2 separate regions of the Mus musculus genome follow, and region 1 is linked to region 2. The links are chromatin loops, found by intact Hi-C in ENCODE. Cell type or tissue: heart. All regions are shown on one strand. Links, peaks and the distances in the headings refer to the core of each region. The heading gives the core; the rest is flanking DNA. Region 1 overlaps Cryzl1 (crystallin, zeta (quinone reductase)-like 1). Region 2 holds the start of Smim11 (small integral membrane protein 11).

The links. Hi-C counts contacts between places; a loop is a spot of excess contacts. Peaks named below come from ENCODE experiments on the same cell type or tissue, not always from the same donor. Only the 100,000 strongest peaks of a DNase experiment are listed, where the experiment ranks them.
Region 1: a loop joins it to region 2, with 3 times the contacts of the local background. A loop is called at or near these places in 2 of 42 quality-filtered maps.

Annotation. Positions count from the first base shown.
Region 1 is chr16:91,691,078-91,699,077 of GRCm38, forward strand. It overlaps Cryzl1 (crystallin, zeta (quinone reductase)-like 1), which reads right to left. Exons shown (of 13, transcript NM_133679.2): 9 at 4,184-4,282; 10 at 3,105-3,223; 11 at 1,522-1,627. The region is part of intron 1 of Gm10785 (predicted gene 10785); the gene reads left to right. Among named protein-coding and RNA genes, the nearest start is that of Gm10785, 6.2 kb to the left of the region's middle. In heart, for the core only: a CTCF peak has its summit at 3,802 (motif pointing right); a DNase peak (open chromatin) is centred at 3,744.
Region 2 is chr16:92,300,863-92,312,506 of GRCm38, forward strand. It overlaps Smim11 (small integral membrane protein 11), which reads left to right and starts at 441. Exons shown (of 4, transcript NM_138743.2): 1 at 441-481; 2 at 4,426-4,535; 3 at 9,939-10,107. The coding sequence starts at 4,524. The coding sequence ends at 10,094. 1700048M11Rik (RIKEN cDNA 1700048M11 gene) reads right to left here and starts at 11,604. Exons shown (of 2, transcript NR_045300.1): 1 at 11,486-11,604; 2 at 7,854-8,217. In heart, for the core only: CTCF peaks have their summits at 4,869 and 7,311 (motif pointing left); no DNase peak of the experiment used is centred there; H3K4me3 peaks cover 411 bases; H3K27ac peaks cover 513 bases.

The DNA of each region.
Region 1 (8,000 bases), core at 1-8,000, 610 kb before region 2:
GGGAGTTAACATTCATCAGTTGATCCGGTTGGTAACAGGTTCAACTTGTTTCCATAAATTCTTTTATTTGTTTCAAAAATGAGAAAAAAAAACAAGTTAATATGCATCTATTTGTGGCAGTTTTAATGAAAAATGTCCCCCACCGGTTCCTGAGTCTGAAGAATCAGCCCCGGTTGGTGTTAGAGAAGTTATGGAGCCTTTAGAAGGTGCATCCTTGTTGGAGGAAGCGCTTCACCGGGGCAGGCTTTGATGGTCTATGGCCTGGCCTCATCCCTGCTTACTGCTCGCTCTCTCTCCCTCTCTCTCACCTATCTTGATGACAAGGCTTCCCAGCCATTATGGAACTGTAGGCCCAACTGAACCCTTCCATAAACTGCTTTTGGTCATGGTGCTTGCCGTAGCAACAAAAATGTAACTAACATACTATGTTACTAGCAATCAATAGTATATCCATATTAAGAAAAATAACAATAAATAAGAAGATCTGGAGAGGGGCTGGAGAAATGGCTCAGCAGTTAAGAGCACTGACTGGCCGGGTGGTGGTGGCACACCCCTTTAATCCCAGCACTCAGGAGGCAGAGGCAGGCGGATTTCTGAGTTCGAGGCCAGCCTGGTCTACAGAGTGAGTTCCAGGACAGCCAGGGCTATACAGAGAAACCCTGTCTCGAAATACCAAAAAAAAAAAAAAAAAAAAAAAAAAAAAAAAGAGAGAGAGAGAGAGAGCACTGACTGTTCTTCCAGGGTCCTGAGTTCAAATCCCAACAACCACCTGGTGGCTCAAACCCATCTGTAATGAGATCTGATGCCCTCTTCTGATGTGTCTGAAGACAGCTACAGTGTACTTACATATAATAAATAAATAAATCTTAAAAAAAGAAAAAAAGAAGGTCTGGAGAGAGGCTCATTGGTAAGATCACTTGCTGTATTTGTAAAGGACCCAGGTTTGGTTCCCAGTTCTCAAGTGAGCCATAAGTGTCTGTAACTCTAGTTTCAGGGGACCTGACACCCTCTTTTGGTCTCCTTGGACACTAGGTACACAGACATACACATAAATAAATAAATAAACTTCTAAAAAAAGTTCCATTATGATACTTATAAAATTAAACTGTAAGCATTTAGGAATATTTTATGCAGTGGCACCATCATAAAAGTTAAGTATGCTACCAATTTAGGTATCAGGTAATGCCAGGTTAAAAGCAAAAGAAAAATTTCCACTTGTCTCATTCTTTATCTCCCATTCAGAAGGGGTTAGACCCTGTGGTGTGATTATGACTCTGTCTCTTGCTCCCTGCACCACTGGGCACCCAACAGTAGCCTCTCACCTGTGAAATGGAGCTACATTACTCAGGCATCATAGACTTAATGTTTAAATGAATACAAGATACATGTCACACTGTCAGACAGACTCAAGGAAAGTTCACAGCTAATTATCATTTCTTATTGTTACATTGAAAGAATTTATGAGTACAAGGCAATTCAAAGCTAGCAATTCAAATTCAAGTCAGTACAAAAAAAGGATATAAAGATATTTTCCCTGTTGTGCATTTGACAAATTCCAAACTTCATCATTAAGGAAAGCCACCGTTGCTCCCTTGAGGAAAAGGCAGTGGCTATCTGGAGGATCCAACTTTATAGAAGAGACAAAGACAAAGCAACCACTATTAAGTTGAACAGCACAAAGATGCTCAGACTACAAAGTCTTTAGTACAAATTAAACATTGTAGGAAGCATAGCACTTGCTACAAGCTTAAACAGCCAGTAGTTACCTGCCATTAGTTAACTCTTAGGTTTCCTTCTCTATGCTGTGATGAAGTAGATAGAACAGGGCAGTTGCAGGGCCGATCTGGCATCTGGGGGAGATGGGGTAATGTGTTTGATAGCTTCTCTGTGTGCCTTCTGCCCACTACTGTCAGGCACCTTTGTCTGGACTGGTATATTATTATAGTACTTATATATTAGCTATGATATAAACATTCAATTAGAATTCTGTTGAAAAATATTTCCTTGGGAGGTAATTCATCTATATAGACATACAGGAATATCAATTTGGGTTATAAAATTATGATAGTATTATTTATAATTATTTCATTACAGTTATAAGGTTACTGGAAAGAAAATTTTTAGGGTCTGGGAGATGACTCAAGCTACCAATGTAGTTGTTGCATAGACACAAGGACCCAAGGTCGGACGCTAGCACCCAGTAAAAGGCCAGGTGCAGCAACACACCTGTCATCCCAGATGTAAAAGGCCAGGTGCAGCAACACACCTGTCATCCCAGATGTAAAAGGTCAGGTGCAGCAGCACACCTGTCATCCCAGATGTAAAAGGCCAGGTGCAGCAGCACACCTGTCATCCCAGATGTAAAAGGCCAGGTGCAGCAGCATACCTGTCATCCCAGATGTAAAAGGCCAGGTGCAGCAGCACACCTGTCATCCCAGATGTAAAATGCCAGGTGCAGAGGCACACCTGTCATCCCAGATGTAAAAGGCCAGGTACAGAGGCACACCTGTCATCCCAGATGTAAAAGGCCAGGTGCAGCAGCACACCTGTCATCCCAGATGTAAAATGCCAGGTGCAGAGGCACACCTGTCATCCCAGATGTAAAAGGCCAGGTACAGAGGCACACCTGTCATCCCAGATGTAAAAGGCCAGGTGCAGCAGCACACCTGTCATCCCAGATGTAAAATGCCAGGTGCAGTAGCACAGCTGTCATCCCAGAGCTAGAGAGGCAGAGACAGGATACTTGGGTCTTGGTGCCAGCCAGTCTAGCCAAACTGGCAAGCTTTAAACTCAGTGAGAGATCCTCTCTCAAAAGATAGGGTGGAGAACAATAGAGGGAGAGACCAGATGTTTACCTCTGGCCTCTCTTGCATATACACGTGTACACAACCATAAAAGTGTAATATGAAATACAATTTAAAAATACAACTGTAACTCATTCTAACTGAACCACTTCCCTGCTGGATAGAATCTGACCAGTGCATACCTAACACAGAAAAGAAGCTCCATTCTTTTAAGCCCAGGGTGTAATTAGAACTTATGCTGCTCTTTGCTAATGGCATTCCCTTGGTGTAATAGCAAGGCTTTACTATTTCTGATAATACCTGAAGGTTTTCTTCTGTTGTTACCCAATGGCCTCCGACACCAAGAAGTGTGATGATGTCATGCTTATGTGGCAGATGTAACTTTACAGCTGGTTCATCATCTTTACTATATAATCTCACTTACAAATGAGTAAGTAAAAAAGAGAAAAAAGAGAATTTATAAAAATCTGACAATTTATTTTATTTATCAGTCAGTTTTATAGCAAGAAACACTTTTCTTTGGAAAAGGCAAACTTAGTTGGTTTTACACTATACCAAAATGTACTCTAGACTTAATTAAAATTAAATGCAAAATAAATTTTTATTTGGAAGCAAGCAAGGTATGTCTCATGATAATTCTAAGCAGCCTGGCTTCATACAACGGGGTGAAGTGCTGTCTCATTAACTGACAGAGTCACATGCACTGAAGCCCACACGTGAGAAGTGAGCACACTGATGTACAGTATACACTGCCACTGACGACTTCATACGTCAGCTTCCAATCCTGGAAAACAAACATCAGGGAGGCCCACACAGAATGGCTACAGTACAACAGAGTACAAGTACAGTCACTGTGCGGCTCCTAACGCTGACTCTTCAGGAGGAGTGATGCCGCCACATGTGCACGACTAGGTGTGAGATGGCTTCAAGTTAAATGTAAAAGCTCACAAAGAGATGGGACAAACTTGTTTCCCTCTATAGCAGTACAGAGGTCAGCCGTCCACTAGAGGGCAGCCATGCAGTACCCGTGCCTAGGGAATGCTGGGCAGGCGTGTAGTAGTAGCGACCCTCTGTGGAGACTCATCCTGATGACGGTTTTCTCACAGGGTTCCCCTGTTCTGTTTAAGCTTCAGTGCCTAAGGCTTAAAACCTGTGCTCTCTTCCAGAGGAACAGCGTTGAGGATGGGAATCAGGGAAGGAGTTAGACTTTAAATAATTTTTAATTAAAAACAAATCCTTAAACATCCAACTTTATGAGTGCAGTAATAATTAGTTCCTAGTTAAACCTTTTCTTCAATTTATCTAACTAAAAATATCACACAGGCTACTCAGTTCTCAGGAACCCACCTCCTGCATCTGCTCGGTTCTCAGGTACCCACCTCCTGCATCTATGACAATATCTACTCCCAGGCCACCTGTTTCCTCCAAACAGCTTTCAGCAACATGGACTTTCCCATTAGACACATCAATCACACGGGCTGTAAAGGACAGGAAATGAAGCAATTGTACTGTTTTCTTTGCGATCAACACAAACAGATTGGGGGGAAGGAAAAAAAAAACAGCTAGTAAGTTTCGACAATTATTAAATTAAAAGGAAAAAGTCAATCCTGCTTAAACTGTTTCTTTAGGAATTCAATCTGGGTTGGCAGCTCCACTAGGCTGAAAACATCCGAGGCTGGCCTGTGACAGAGTCAGCTGTCTCTGAGCACGGGACAGTCTGCCAGCCCCAGGAACCAGAGATGCGTCCTGTGTCTGTACACTGTGACACTCATCATTTCATCCCTTCTCACTCACGGACCCACCTCCCCTGGCTCCTCTAGCTCCCTGGAATGGATAACAGCCCTGAATGTGAGGAACAGGAATGTGATTGGTTTTGGTAGAGATAGGGTAAAAATCAAGCTAATTTTGATTGGCTTCACTTATTGCATATGTGCGTGTGCACACGCACACAAACACACACTTTTTTGTATCTGCGTGCTAAGTGAAGGACATGGATAAACCCTGGACCTTATCAATTGCAAAAAAGCAGACCTCTACGGAGCTATGTTCTTAGCTCTTGAAAGAACTATAGCAATAGGAAAATGAATTATATTAATAGTACAATAGAACTATACTGAGAATTGAAAAAAATTTTCAGAATTTCAACTAATGAGGATATAATTCTATTTCATTTTGTTCTTAGTACCTCGGTGAGGACAATGTTTGTCAGAGCTGTTCAGACTACAGGCAGAGTCTAACAGCAATCTGTGACTCTTGGTGGTAAGATAGGGCAAGGATGGGGTGCAGGGTGAGGGTGAGAGTGCAGAAGCAGGGTGCAGGAATGCAGGGGTGCAGGGTGAAGGTGAGAGTACAGACAGGGGTGCAGGGTGAGAGTGTAGAAGCAGGGGCTGTAGGGTGAGAGTGTAGAAGCAGGGGTGCAGGGTGAGAGTGCAGAAGCAGGGGCTGCAGGGTGAGGGTGAGAGTGCAGAAGCAGGGGTGAAGGTGAGAGTGCAGAAGCAGGGCTACAGGGTGAGGGCGAGAATGCAGAAGCAGGGGTACGGGGCTGCAGGGTGAGAGTGCAGAAGCAGGGGTGCAGGGACTGCAGGGTGAGAGTGCAGAAGCAGGGGTGCAGGGTGAGAGTGCAGAAGCAGGGGTGCAGGGTGAGAGTGCAGAAGCAGGGGTGCAGGGTGAGAGTGCAGAAGCAGGGGTGCAGGGTGAGAGTGCAGAAGCAGGGGCTGCAGGGTGAGAGTGCAGAAGCAGGGGCTGCAGGGTGAGAGTGCAGAAGCAGGGGTGCAGGGTGAGAGTGCAGAAGCAGGGGTGCAGGGTGAGAGTGCAGAAGCAGGGGTGCAGGGTGAGAGTGCAGAAGCAGGGCTGCAGGGTGAGAGTGCAGAAGCAGGGGTGCAGGGATGGCTTACACTGCACATACTGCTCTTCCAGAGGACCTGAGATCAGCTCCCAGGTTCCTGGTGCCATTGTCACACAATTCTCAACTGTCTGAAACTCCAGCTTCAGGGGATCTGGTTCCCTATTTTGGAACAGCACCCGCACACATGTGGCATACATACACGCATATAAAATAAATTGTAAACAAAAACTTTACACGAAGGTGCTGGGTAATCCTGTAGGGGGAGAATTAGCCAACAGGCAAACATTTTCAAGAACACAGTCGTAGCTATCTACCTCTGTCCTAAGCTTTCTCCCCATCTTCCCATGCCAGAGAGAGGAACACAGGCCTTCTTACATGATAGGTAGGAGTCTATTACTGAACTACAATTGGCACCTCCATTCCACTTTCTCTTTGTGTGTATATGAACATTTGCAAATGTTTATAGGTGAACATGCTCTCATATGCACTTGAGGATGGAGGCCCAAAGTCTACAGTGGAAATGATCCTCAACTGTTCTGCAGTAAACAAAATAAACAAAAACCCCAACTGTTTCGTATTACATTCATTGTGTGCATGTGTACAAGTTCTCATGTGTGTGCCACAGCAGAGGACAGCTTTTCTCTTCCCACCACGTGGGTCCCAGGGAAGGCATTTGGTGGCATGTATCTTTACCCACTGGCCCATCCACTTGTGTACTGACTGAGGTAGGGTTTCCCACAGACGCTGTCTTGTCATTCAGCCTGACTAATGTAGCCAGCTTCCCCAGGGACCCCATCAGCCTCTACTTCCCAGTGCTGACTACAGGACATGGGTTCTGGGATTCAACTCTGGTTTTCATGTTTGAGTGGTGACTGCTTTACCCACCGTGCCATCTCCCTGCCCCCCAGTTTTATTCTCAAACATCTTCAATCTCCAGCTTTTCCCCCTTAGCTCCTGTATTACCTTGCTTCTATCTCTGTTTATCTTTGTCAGATGCAGAAAGCAGCAACAGAAAGAACTTGGGACTAAAGTCTTAGTCCAGTCCTTTGTCTTGTTTATATCTTTTCCCTCCCTCCCTCCCTCCCTCCCTCCCTCCCTCCCTCCCTCCCTTCCTTCCTTCCTTCCTTCTTCCTTTTTGGTTTTGCCAGACAGTGTTTCCCTTTGTAACAGCATTGGCTGTCTTTATTTATTTATTTAAATATTTTATTTATATAAGTGCACTGTAGCTGTCTTCAGACACACCAGAAGAGGGCATCAGATCTCATTACAGATGGTTGTGAGCCACCAGGTGGGTGCTGGGAACTGAACTCAGGATATATGGAAGAACTGTCAGTGTTCTTGACCTCTGAGCCATCTCTCCAGCCCCCAGCATTGGCTGTCATTGAACTCATTCAGTAGACCAGGCTGGCCTTGAACTCAGAGATCCACCTGCTTCTGCCTTCCCAGTGCTGGGATTGATAGGCCTGTGCCACCCACCACTGCTCAGTTATATCTAGAAGAAGCCAGTTAGACTCTGAAAGCGCTGTTAGTTGCCAAGGGCTTTAAGTCACATTTCACATGACTTTTCCTGACTGCCCTTCCCTCATGCTCTGCTTGTTTTTCTCTGTTACTTTCTGTTACTTTCTTCATTCCAGTCTTTCCTTGTTCTTCTGTCCACTATCCCTAGCCTCAATACTTTTCTTCTTTTCTGTTCAACCTTTCCGAGAGCTTACCAGCCTCCACCATGACCTGCACATTTCAGCTGTAGCTGGCCTGTGTTTATGTGTACATGGGTCTGCTTCTCTGCATTCTGCACAAGGCAGGCAGTGTTCACGGCTGAGAACTATTGATTATCAGCTAAAATAGAGACAACCTGTGTTTCTAAATTGTATCAAAGTTGACTTGGTTTAAACTTGGTTAAGTTGGTAATAACAGAACAAGGAAGAAAAAAACTGAAGATGTAAAATAAGAAAAAAAATGTAGGTTTAGAATCTTAAATAGGGGATGAAGATGTAGCTCAGTGGTAGTGCCCTTACCCAGCACACATGAGGCCCTGGGAAACCAAATGCACAGACACCAGTAATGAGAAACCCCAGTAGTGAACGGCATCACCTGAGGAAAGCTGAGGCTAGCTCAGATGCTAAGAGCATTTTAAAGTTTATTTTTATTTGGGATTCTGTACTTTGTTTTACCTGTGTAAGTTTTTCCTTCCTTCCTTCCTTCCTTCCTTCCTTCCTTCCTTCCTTCCTTCCTTCCTTTCTTCCTCTTTTTTTTCTTCCTCTCCTTTTTAAAGAAGGATCTCAATGGTACCTTAGGCTGGCCTTGAACTCATGATTCTCCTGCCTCACCCTGCTGAGTGTTGGGACTGCAGG
Region 2 (11,644 bases), core at 1,682-9,681:
AGAAATGAAACTGGGAACCTAAAATCTGGGTATCTATCGGTTATCTCAACCGGGATGCATTCTTCTTGTCTGTCCCCTTGGAGGAATGCTAAGCCTGGAAAACAAAACAAAAAACCTGGGACCTATTGTCTTCAGCTGTATAGAACAGGAGTCAATGACCAGTGGACATGAACAAAGGGTCCTAGGCCGAACCCTAACCCCTGCGGACCACCCTCAGGGTTCCTACTTGGATTTCTGCAGTAGCCTCAGATTCCTGCGCAACTGGCCTGAAGCCCATAGCGCCTGCGCTTGGAGAAACACGCTCCTTAATACTAGCGAATCTGCGGGCGCCCTAAAGCCACTGCGCCTGCGTATCAAGTGGTGCCTTTCAAGATGGCGCTTCCGTTCCGAGCGGTGCATTTCGGGACTTGTAGTTTTCACGACGGGATTGTGGGAGTCGTGGTTTGTGAGCAGCAAGCGAGGAGGCCCCGCCGCCCTGAGTGTAAGTGTGTGAGTCTTTGGGGCTCTGGGGAATCCCTTGGTCATCCCGCGTTCTTGTTTCTCCCATGATGACACTTGCTGCCTACGGCTACATAGCCCTTGGGAACTCTAATAGTCTTGTCGCCTTGTTTTGGTGACGCAGGAAGGGAGCGATGATAACTCCTGGCCTTCTACCCACCCCCCACCCCCGTGGAGGCAATGCCTGGGGGCGAGAACCTGGGACTGGGCACTCCCAAGTATCCAGGGATAGCAAATCCCCGTTTGATCCTGTGGTGCCCCAGATCGCAAAGGCGCCAAAGTTGCTTAAACAAGGCGTGTCGTTTCATCTAGTAGGGAAGTGCACCATAACTCACAGGCTCCCCAAAGCCTTGAAATTTGGAATCTGGCCACCCACCCGGATAAGGTGCTTCTGGGTTTCTTGAAAACCAAGGCCTGTGCTGAGTGGGCTAAGTGAGGTCCAGGGGTCATGGCGATTTGAACCTACCGATACTTTAAATGGTTGGCTGAGGAATTGGAGTGAAAGGGGTAGAGACTGGGAGTGAAAACGGCTTCAGACAGTTGACACAAGCTGCTAGGATAGGTGAGTGCATTATATGCTGAGATAGGTGCACCCTCGACTCTGTTAGCCTCGCCAAGGAGCACACGGAGCTTGTGAGCAGACTATTGTCCACGTCGTTTAAATTGGTATAATCAAAGTGAGTGAATGTCTTCTTTGTTTCTAGAATAAAACCTGGCAGGATACTTTGCAATAAAGATCAAAACTACAAACAGTTTTATTTTCTGTCGTTAAGGGTTAAGCCTGGACAGCTCCCTGCATTTCATATATTTTAATGGCCTCCAGCTGTCCTTACCCCAGTGGCTTTGGCTCACCCTCTGCTGCCAGCTGCTGCTTGCTTCTGAATGGCACCAGGAGTCCGTGATATCAGAGCAGACAGCTCACTGCTATGTTTAGCTTTCTTGGTTATCCCCATTTGCAGAAAGCTTGCAAGCTGCCTTGAAATTTAAAGTAGTGGGTGAAAATGAACCTGGCTGCTCTGGGCCCTTCGCTCTCCTCTACCCACCCCACCCACTCCATAGCAGTACAGATTCCCCTTTGCTTTTACTTTTTCCTCCTTCTCTTCCTCTTCTCTTTTTCTTCTCTTTCTCCTTCCTTGGCAGGATTCTGTGCATCTGAGATTGGCCTCCAGCTCAGTCTTTCTCTGTAGCCTTAGATGACCTTGAACTCCCATCCCTTGACCTCCACCTCCCAAGTGCTAGGGTTACAGGCTTGTACCACCAAGGTTGGGTTGTGAGTTACTTGGGCTGAACCGAGAGCTTTGCGTTAGCACTCTGGCTCAGCCACGCCCACAGCCCCCTGCTTCCTTCTCAGAGATCTTACCTCTTAACACTCAGATTGCTAGTCTTTTTGGCATCATGTCCTGTGACATTAGACAGAGCAGAGAGTTGTGAATTCCAGAGTGGGAGACTTACTCCTTGGACGCTGATATCCCAAGAGCGCTTTGGCTCAGGAGCCACATGGCTTTCCCAGGTCACATGCTCAGCCCTTACTGCCACCTGGAGTAGAGTCCTGTCCTCCTTCTTCTTGCCCTTATTCTTTATCCCATGCCTGGCATCTTGTCCAGACTACATCCTGCCCTATTGCTGTTTGTTATCTGAGGACCATTAGCAAAGGAGAGACATTATCAAGACAATAATGCTTGCTGTGTGTTACTCATGCTTCTTAGCGATTACTGGCCAACTTCTGAAGGAGAATTTACTGATGAAGGAGGCTTTGAGAGGCCAAGGTCACATTGCTGCTAAGTGCAATGTGTTTGCCAGACCTCCAGACCCCGGGGTATTTTCTTTCATTTATTTCCTCTTGTCAGCATCTTGGGCCCATTTGTTTCCCTTGACCTTGGGAGTCAGTATCCTGGGCATATCAATTCACAGAGGTGACTTGTGGGAAACAGTTAAATCGTCTACCATATAATATGTATACAACTCAATTAAGAAGGAATTATAAAAATAAAAAAAATATTTTGTTTTAATATACAGTATGGCTAATCCCTAAGATTACTAGACGTTCAAGGTGTAAATTCCAGCAGCAGGTTATAACATGCAAAGAGCTCATTTTTCCAACATAGGTTGGAATCTGCTGCTATTTAAAGGCAAACACTTGCAGGTAGTGGGCACCTTCAACCACCGCTATCGCATTTAAATAGGGCTTTGGATTATACACTTCTTGGTTTATCTGACTTTGCACAAGTCAAAGGCAAAGCTTGGTTATCTTGTGCCAATAGCTAGCTGGTTTTCAAAGTTCTGTAACCTTGAAATAGACTGAGAACTGAATTTTATATATTAGATACTTTTACAACTGGAAATGTTTTTCTACGCCATCTCCCATGAGCTTTACTTAAGGAAACCCATTCTAAAGGTGTGTGGAATTTCCCGTTGCATTTCTAATTCTAGTCTTAAGTTATTATGAAGGAAGTGAGTTTGAAGCAGTCCATCTGTACCCAGGTGACTTGCTGAGGCTGAAGCTCCCAGACCTGGCTGACTGGATGTAAGATAGGCAAGGGGAAGGGAAACCTGGGGGGTCTGCTTGATTGAGCTACACAGTGCTTTCCCAGTAAAGCAAGCCAGGATCTCCCCCACACCCATGTGGAGCTGCATGCACACACCTCTTTAAACAGAGGCTTGTGGGCACTCCAAACTGTAGCTTCTTAGCAATGACCCTCAGTAAGTCCTTTTGGTGACCAAACATATCCTGAAACTAGGCATCATGGCTAGATCCAACATATACTGGTTTGGGGTGCATGCACAGTAAGGCAAACTGTGACCTTAAAATGAACAGTTAGGGAGGGAAAAAAAAATCCCTACTTGCCCTCTTTTGGCTATGTGTAATTGGGAGCAGATAGGATTAAATTGAAATGCATCGTGGGAAAGGATGCGAACTAAAGCTTACATAGCCCATATCGATTAGAACTTAAGGACACCCCACTGATAACAGTCAGCTTCTACCCCCTCCTAAACCCACAAAAGGAAGCCACAGGCTGGTCCACTCCAGCTTAAGGTGCCTGTTGGCCTCTTGTAGAGTACCTGGCCTGTACCACGTCTGTGCTTCTGAACAAAATTCCTTGTCACTTTCTGACCTGTGTCCACCTTCAATTTTTTAAATACAGTACCAAGAACCCAGAGACACCCATTTGGAACAGAGACTTCTGGTCCTAGGTGGGTTCGGATTCTGGTCACACACTAGAGGACCCTGAGCACAGTCCTTATGCCCTATGTGTTCCCCCTTTAAAGTAAAGGGAGTAAAATGGAGACTCACTGGCTTAGCTCATCTAAGCTCATCTAAGCACAGACAGTGGAGTCAGGCTGTGACAACTTCCTATAAAGTCAGGTTCCAGAACTAGCAGGGCACCAGCTGGTTGCCAATGTCCTGTGCAGATGCTTCATCCAGATCACCCGTGTCCTGGCTGTGGAGGCAGGTGCCATAGCTAATGAGACACAGGACTGTGCAGAGCGTCTGTTCTCTGGCTGTCTCTGCACTGTCCCTAGCTCTCAGGACAGGTTTTTTTGTGTTTTTGTATTTTTTCTCCCCCCCCCCACCTTTTTTTTCCTGTCATTCTTTCCCTCCAGATAGTTTTTGGTTTGTTTTTATTTTCAGCCAGGACAAGCACAGTTAGTGTCCAGAAGGTCCTTAATCCCCAAACTAGCTTGTCCTCGTGTCAGGAGCATTGGTGAGTGTGGGCTTTAAGAGCACAGAGGAGTCAGTTGGGAACAGATGCTTCAGCAGGGAGCTGCAGAGAGCCATGAGGAAGGAACGGGGTCACCTGTGCAGAGCCCCCCCCCCCCCTCCTCTACTTGCTCTCTGTTCACAGGCCTCTCCCTATCAAAGACGTGGCTTCCTATTGTGGTCCACCCTGCAGGCTCTGTATTGAAGTTCTGTCTCTCTCTCCCTAGATCAGAACTTCCAGCTCCTTGGGTCCGGCTTTCCAGCTGCCTCTCATGCCTGTGTGTAACAGGTACATTGGTCAGAAGTGAATCACAGCTGGCCCGCCATGAACTGGAAGGTGAGAATAGTTTTTAAAAGTATAGTCTGGTTTTTGTTTTGTTTTTTGTTTTTCCACATATAATATCTGTCACACTAGGGGAACACCTGAGTTCATGGGATCTGGAAATTCCAGCCTTGCTGTAAATGTGTGGTGGGGGGGGTGGGGTGGCAGATGGCATTTGGGGGAGAATAGAAGCAGGTAAGACTTCTCACTTCAGAACCCAGTAAGCAAAGCGGAAGGATAGACCAGAGTCCCTTAAACCTCTGCGGACATAATTCCAGTGACCTGAGAACCTCCCATAAGGCCCCACTCTCTGAAGGTTCACTGCAGTTCATGGTGGCACCACCAGGGGTTAACACACATCATAGCCTTGAAGATGGTAAGAGCAACAATAGAGTAGATACTCTGCATCAGTGGAGTAGATACTCTGTACAGCAGAGTGATAGTTTTTAGTGAATTGAATCTGTTCTCCAACAATGTCATATCTGTATAGCATCTGATGGTCCTCACTCCTGGCTCTCATCATCTCTTCCCACTCCTGTGAACGTCCATTACTCCCCATAGCCCCTACTCACACCCATGCCTTGGTAATCACATTTAATGTTTCCAACGGGTAAGACTTGTGAATTTGCATTTGTTCTTCAGACTGCCGGAGGAAGGCGGGGCCTTTCTCTGAGGATGCCTCCCCTAACCTCAGACTGTCTCACTGTTCTGCAAAAATCAGGCCTTTAAAGCTGCCCTTAGCCGTCCTCACTTTTGTTTCCTTGAAGTCGATGTAACAGGTGAATGCTAGTGCCTCTCAAATCTGTTGTAGCACTTCTGAGGCAGTATGATGGAATTTAGAGGTGGAACCTCTGGCCGTGTGGCTCCCTCTCGCATGGGACCAGAGCCTGTGGTGGCCTATCTCCGTTGTGGGAACCACAATATATTCCTTCCTAAATCGGCTCTTATCGGGTGCTTTATCACAGTGACAGAAAAGTCAGTAAAGCATTGAGTGCCCTTACAGAACAGACCCCAAAGACCTGCCTAGCCCACTTTCTGCTGTGTGAGGACACAAGTCTGTCCCATATCCTGGAAGAGGCCCGCGCTAGCATCCCACCTCGCTGCACTGGCTCTCAGACTTCGTCCTCCATGTGTCTCTTTATGACTTTGATGCACAAGCCTGAGGTGAGGAAAGTGGACTGAGATCTTACAGACCTTCCAGTTTTCCTGGTCCTCATCCATCATTTCATCCAGCTGTTTGCCGAGAGCATTGGGGGTTTTTTCCTAGCCACACTTGATTCTCTCAAAGAATTCAACTCAGTTTTCATGGAAACCACCTTTCAAAAGTCATAAATTACCCACAGGAGCACCAAGGACAAGTTGAACTGCTTGGGAAATGAATAAAAGAGATTCCTATAAACTGTTGGTTAGATTTAGCTGTCAGAACCAAGGTTGGGAGCAGGCAGAGCATACATAGCCCACTAGCCAGTAAAAGCAAGGGAAAGGGCAGGGCTCATTCATTTAAAAGCCTGAAAGCCTAGAGGTAAGGTGGGGGGCGTTGGTTAAAAGACCAGCTGACTAGCCAGGTGCACACCTATAATGCCAGAAGGTGGGAAGTAGAGACGGAAGAATCAGGTAGAGATAGAGCCAGGTACAGATAGGTGGAGAGAGAGTTCAGGGCTAGCCTTGACTACACAGGGCAGCTGATATCAGGCAGATCCTAGGAGCTTGCTAGCCAGCCAGTGTAGCTGAAATCGTGAGCTGAGCTCCATGTTCAGTGACAAGTAAGAAAAACAATGCTCATGCAGGCACAAGCATGTGGACCAGCACACATAACATATGCAGTCACACACACACATGAGCATTGTGCACACACGCATGCATGCTTGCACTATTGTGCACATGTACACGCATGCACATAAACAAATACATAATACAGTTACACACTCATGCACATGAATACATGTTTGAACACACACATACACTTACACACACATGTACAGGCACACGTGCACAAAAGCACATACACACATATACCCACTCACACACATAAGCATGTGTACACATATACATACAAGTGTGCACACACATGCATGCACATTCATATGAATGAATGCACATACCCCCACTCACATACATAAACATATGTACATACATACTCGCACACAGGCACACACATGCATGCACACATGACCTCATGCACTCACACACAGTTGATCTCACCTGTTCCAGCAGTAGTCATTTCCTCCCTTACAGGTCTGCATATTTTGAGAGATAAAAGGAGCTTAAAGGATGTCTTAGTCAGGGTTTTTATGCCTGCACAAACATCATGACCAAGAAGCAAGTTGGGGAGGAAAGGGTTTATTCAGCTTACACTTCCACACTGCTGTTGATCACCACAGGAAGTCAGGACTGGAACTCAAACAGGTCAGGAAGCAGGAGCTGATGCAGAGGCCATGGAGGGATGTTTCTTACTGGCTTGCTTCCCCTGGCTTGCTCGGCCTGCTCTCGTATAGAACCAAGACTACCAGCCCAGAGATGGTCCCACCCACAAGGGGCCTTTCCCCCTTGATCACTAATTGAGAAAATGTTTTACAGTTGTATCTCATGGAGGCACTTCCTCAACTGAAGCTCCTTTCCCTGTGATAACTCTAGCTGTGTTGACACACAAAACCAGCCAGAACAAAGGATAAGAGGAGATGATCGAGAAATTGAGGCCAACTGAAGCCAGTTTCTGCCCCGGATGGGGCACAGAGTGGGGCAGACTCTTTAGTTCTTCAGTTTTGCTGCCCTCTGCTGGCATCACTCTCCCACCCCTGCCCTCCGGCCTGGAAACTCTTGCCTCTCTGGTCCCCTTAAGAAAGTAAATAATGGAACCACCTAGCCATGTCTGTCAGCTGTAATTCCTTTTCAGTTTGTTCTCTACCCTCCTGATTAGATAACACATCCCTGCCCCTGCTAAAGCTGACTGAGGCTTGTACCATGGAGAACCAAGGCCTGTGACATTAGCTGCATCTTGCGAGGACCCCAGGATATATCAGTGGGGATGAGACAGTACCCTGTCGAGATCTGAGGCAGTCTCAGCCTTGGGCAGCCTGGGCACGTAAGGAGGTTTATAGCAATGCTTACATTCCCCATCAGCTAGATTGTGAGTGTGGAGTCAAGCTTGACCAGTAGCGCTCAGGAGCAGCCTCGTGACAGGTCCTGTCATCAGGATACATGCCCATCATGTCGTTTGTTCTGACATCGTTATGATCCTCCACTGCACCTAAGCTGTGTGATCCTCACTCTTCAGTAGTGGGTGAAAGTGGACATAGTTACCGTCTTAGTTAAATTAAACAACTAGAGTATATCTTCTTCCTCACTCTATTATTCTACCACAGGGCAACCTTCCTCAGAAATCCTCAGATAGCCATTCCTAATAGTTAATAGTTTCTAAGGTACTGAGTTCAGCTGAGTTGTAGCTGACTTGCAGGACGAAATTGTAAACCAGATTCAGGTGGAAGGACAAGACGTGTTACTGGGAAATTCAGCGATGGAGAGTCTGGTACGTCTTGCTTTCTCCTCACCAGTTAGCCACCTCTCCGTAGTTAGAGTCCTCATCTGTTCAGTCAGGACTGTCTGTCCCCTCCATGGGGCTGGGTGCAGACGCAAGGAGACAGTCCACAGAAAACACAGGGCACACAGACTTTCCTGGATATAGCAACTGCTGCTCCATCTGCAACATGGAAGAGACAGTCACTAAAGGTTTAGATACAATTGGAGGGACACAAATGTGTATAAATTGGAATCAGGAGCTGGGGACTGGTTTCATTCTAACCCTGGCCGTTTCTTCAGCCCCTTACATTAGCATATATATCTCAGGGCTGCCTACCTGGGAATGGTGCCACCCGCAATAGGCTGAGCCCTCCTACACCAATTAATAAATGCAGACAGTCCCCCATGGACACACCCACAGGCCAGTCTGGTCTAGGCAGCTGCTTCTGCTGGGAGCCAGCCCAGCCTGGAAGGGTTTGAAGTGGGACCCAGTGTCAGACGTAGAGGTAGATTTAAAGACTGATGGTTTCTGGCCTTCTAGCTCTCTATACTTAGTGTTTGCTGATAACTTCTGAAAACATCCTAAAAACTTTCTTGCTTATTCTGTGGTTAAAAAACGCTGGCTTGGGTGATTAACACTGTTGCCTAGCAGCGGGGGCATTTAATTAAAAAAATGTATCGCCATCACTCCCCTCTCTGTCCAGGCAGCCAGAAGCCTCTCTGGCTAGGCTGGTTAACTCTTTGTGAACCAGAGAGGAAGGAAAAGAAAAGAATTAAGATGCTTTATACACTGCACAGACACACTCTGGCCATTGATTGTCTGTCACAAACAACAAGTGTTTGCGCATGCTTACATGCATACACACATGTACCTATACATGTACATATAGACAAACAGACATATACACTTTGGATGGATGGATAGATGGTTAGATGGATGGATGGATGGATGGGGCAGAGCTCCCCAAGCCAAACCATTTAATCAACAACTGTATCTCTTTCCTCTGGTCTTTTTATACCTCCTTAGACAAAAAGTTCCTTAGAAAATTACCTCAAAGATAAAATGTTATCATAAAATGGGAGTTACAGAGGGATGTTGATATTAAGTTCAAGGCAGTGTTTCATAATAATATGCTCATTATAAGTTCAAAGCCACAGTTTTTTCATGGCCTTGCCTTATCATAGTGCACACCTGTGGCTTTATCCTTGGACTGAAACGTTTTTCCTTACACACAATCTGTCCCAAGTTTATTTCTCTTTTTAGTGTGACGATGAAAACTCATTGTATTTCTTATTATGCAGCCTTCACTTACTATTATGACGGGTGGGTACATTCCGTGCTTGATTCTAACTTTATTACATCTTTCTAGCAAAGTGACTAAGACCTTCTTTTAAAACTTCCTAAAATTTGAATCAAATCAAGAAGTCTATAGAATCATTAATTCATCTAAATAGCATTAATTCATGAAAGTTTATCCTTATGTTGATCTGCCGGAAATCTGATCAATAGGGTGAGACAATGCCAAGAAACTACTCTGTTAATTTAATGATGACAGGGAAGGCAGAGCAGCTGCAAGAAGCAATCCTGAGGTGAAGTTTCTCTGGGCCTTGCCATTGAGCTCACCCATCACAGACCATGCAAAAATGGTGGGCCACCTCCAGGAAGGCCACCTGCTAGCCTTAGCCTATACTAGATGGCTCCTGACATCTCCAATCTAGACTTTCCTCTCAGATGATTATAGATTGTATCAAGTTGTCAGTTAAGCTAACTAGGACACCATTGTGGTCCAGGAGTCTAGCCTCAGCTTGAAACATTGTAGGTGCTCGGTAACATTTGCAAAAGGAAGGAACCGAGACTCCACATCACTGCTAGAGCAATCAGCCTGTGTCTTTCTCCTTGAGGTTCTTGAACACGTGCCCCTGCTGCTGTATATCCTGGCGGCAAAAACCCTGATCCTGTGCCTGGCCTTTGCGGGCGTGAAAATGTACCAAAGGAGAAGCCTGGAAGGAAAACTGCAAGCAGAGAAGAGGAAGCAGTCAGAGAAGAAAGCGAGCTGAAGAGACATTAGAGGTACTGGGCTTTGCAAACAAAACCTCTCCAGAGGGCTTCAGTGCCCAACCAAGGGTGTGGTGCCCTGAGATCTCTGCATCCTTGGTCTGAGGCGCTGCAAGAGGGCACATGGGCACTGCAGCCAGGGTGCAAAGCCAGAGCCTCAGCCCCGCTCTGACCATTTAGAGTATCAGTCCTCTGCGCCGAGCCTGTTGTGCTTCTTAGTGGGAGGGGTTGGCTTAGGACCCTGACTCCAGCTACAGGCCAGAAAAGCCCATGTACTAAGACATGCACGTTTGGTGGAGGAGGAGATGGAGACAGGTCAAATTAAGGAGCCCTGCTATCTTCAGGATGATGTCTGGCTCCCTGTTGGCAAATGATCCCTTCCAATCTGTTCATCATCTGGCCAAACCTCACCTGCCCACATCTCCAGTCCTCTCCCCGGACTCCCTCACCTGCCCACGTCTCCAGTCCTCTCCCCGTGCTCCCTCACCTGCCCACATCTCCAGTCCTCTCACCGTGCTCCCTCACCTGCCCATGTCTCCAGTCCTCTCCCTGGGCTCCCTTGGCATTTCTGCATCACGGAGACCTTTATGCCCCTGTGTTCCTAGCCAGCCCTTTCTGGCAGCTCCTGCCCAAGCTTGGGGCTTGTGTATTACTGCATCTGGTGCCTCTCTGTGTGCATGGGGTGGGGTGGAGGACTCAAGGGCCCTGGGAGCTTTTCTTAAGGCCTTGCCACAGATACGCCTGATTATTTACTTGTGTGTGCGAATTTCAAAGTATCAAGCTGAACTCCGAGCCTTTCTTAGTATCAGGATTCAAATATGGTGAGCAAGGATTTCAGATTCTAGATTCTGGTTCCAGAACCCAGCTGAACATCAGAATTTCTATACTCGGCTGTGTGGATTCCTGGGTTGCTTGTTAAGAGCACAGCTTCCCAGGCCCCAGCCTCAGGAAAGGGCACTGGGTCCACCGTTCAGTCTGGGCAGCCGGTGCTTTGAAAATCCCACAGGTGATTTTTATATAGTCTGCTCAGCTCCAGGTCACCGTGGGAACCGCCTCTGGCGTCACGGCACTGCCCACCTGATGCCATGCTTCTGAAAGCCGGAGCTCCCTCGGGCTGTCGAGTAAAGTAGGCTCCTTGGTGACAGCGAGACTGGGGCAAGCGTTTCACCGTGCATGTCATGCCTCAGCCCTCCTGACAACTCCCCAAGGTGATGTCAGGCTGAAAGAACAGTAGAGAACAGATCTGGGAACCGAACCACCTTACTCACTCCCCAATTGTGCCACCTCCAAAACGTGCAATACGGAGACCATAGGAGCACTGTTGTATGCCACTCATCCATGCTTGCTGCCACTCGCTGGCCCTCAGACTAACTTACCAGGCAGAGTAACTTACCACCGTGGAGTCTTGCCTTTCAAAATTTGTCTTATTGATGGGAAACCAAAAACCACCAGGAAGTGCTTAGCCTCAGTTGGAGGAAGTGCTTAGCCTCAGTTGGAGGAGGGGTGATTAGCAGTTTCAGGTGATTAGCAGGGCAGACAGCTGAGCTGAAGG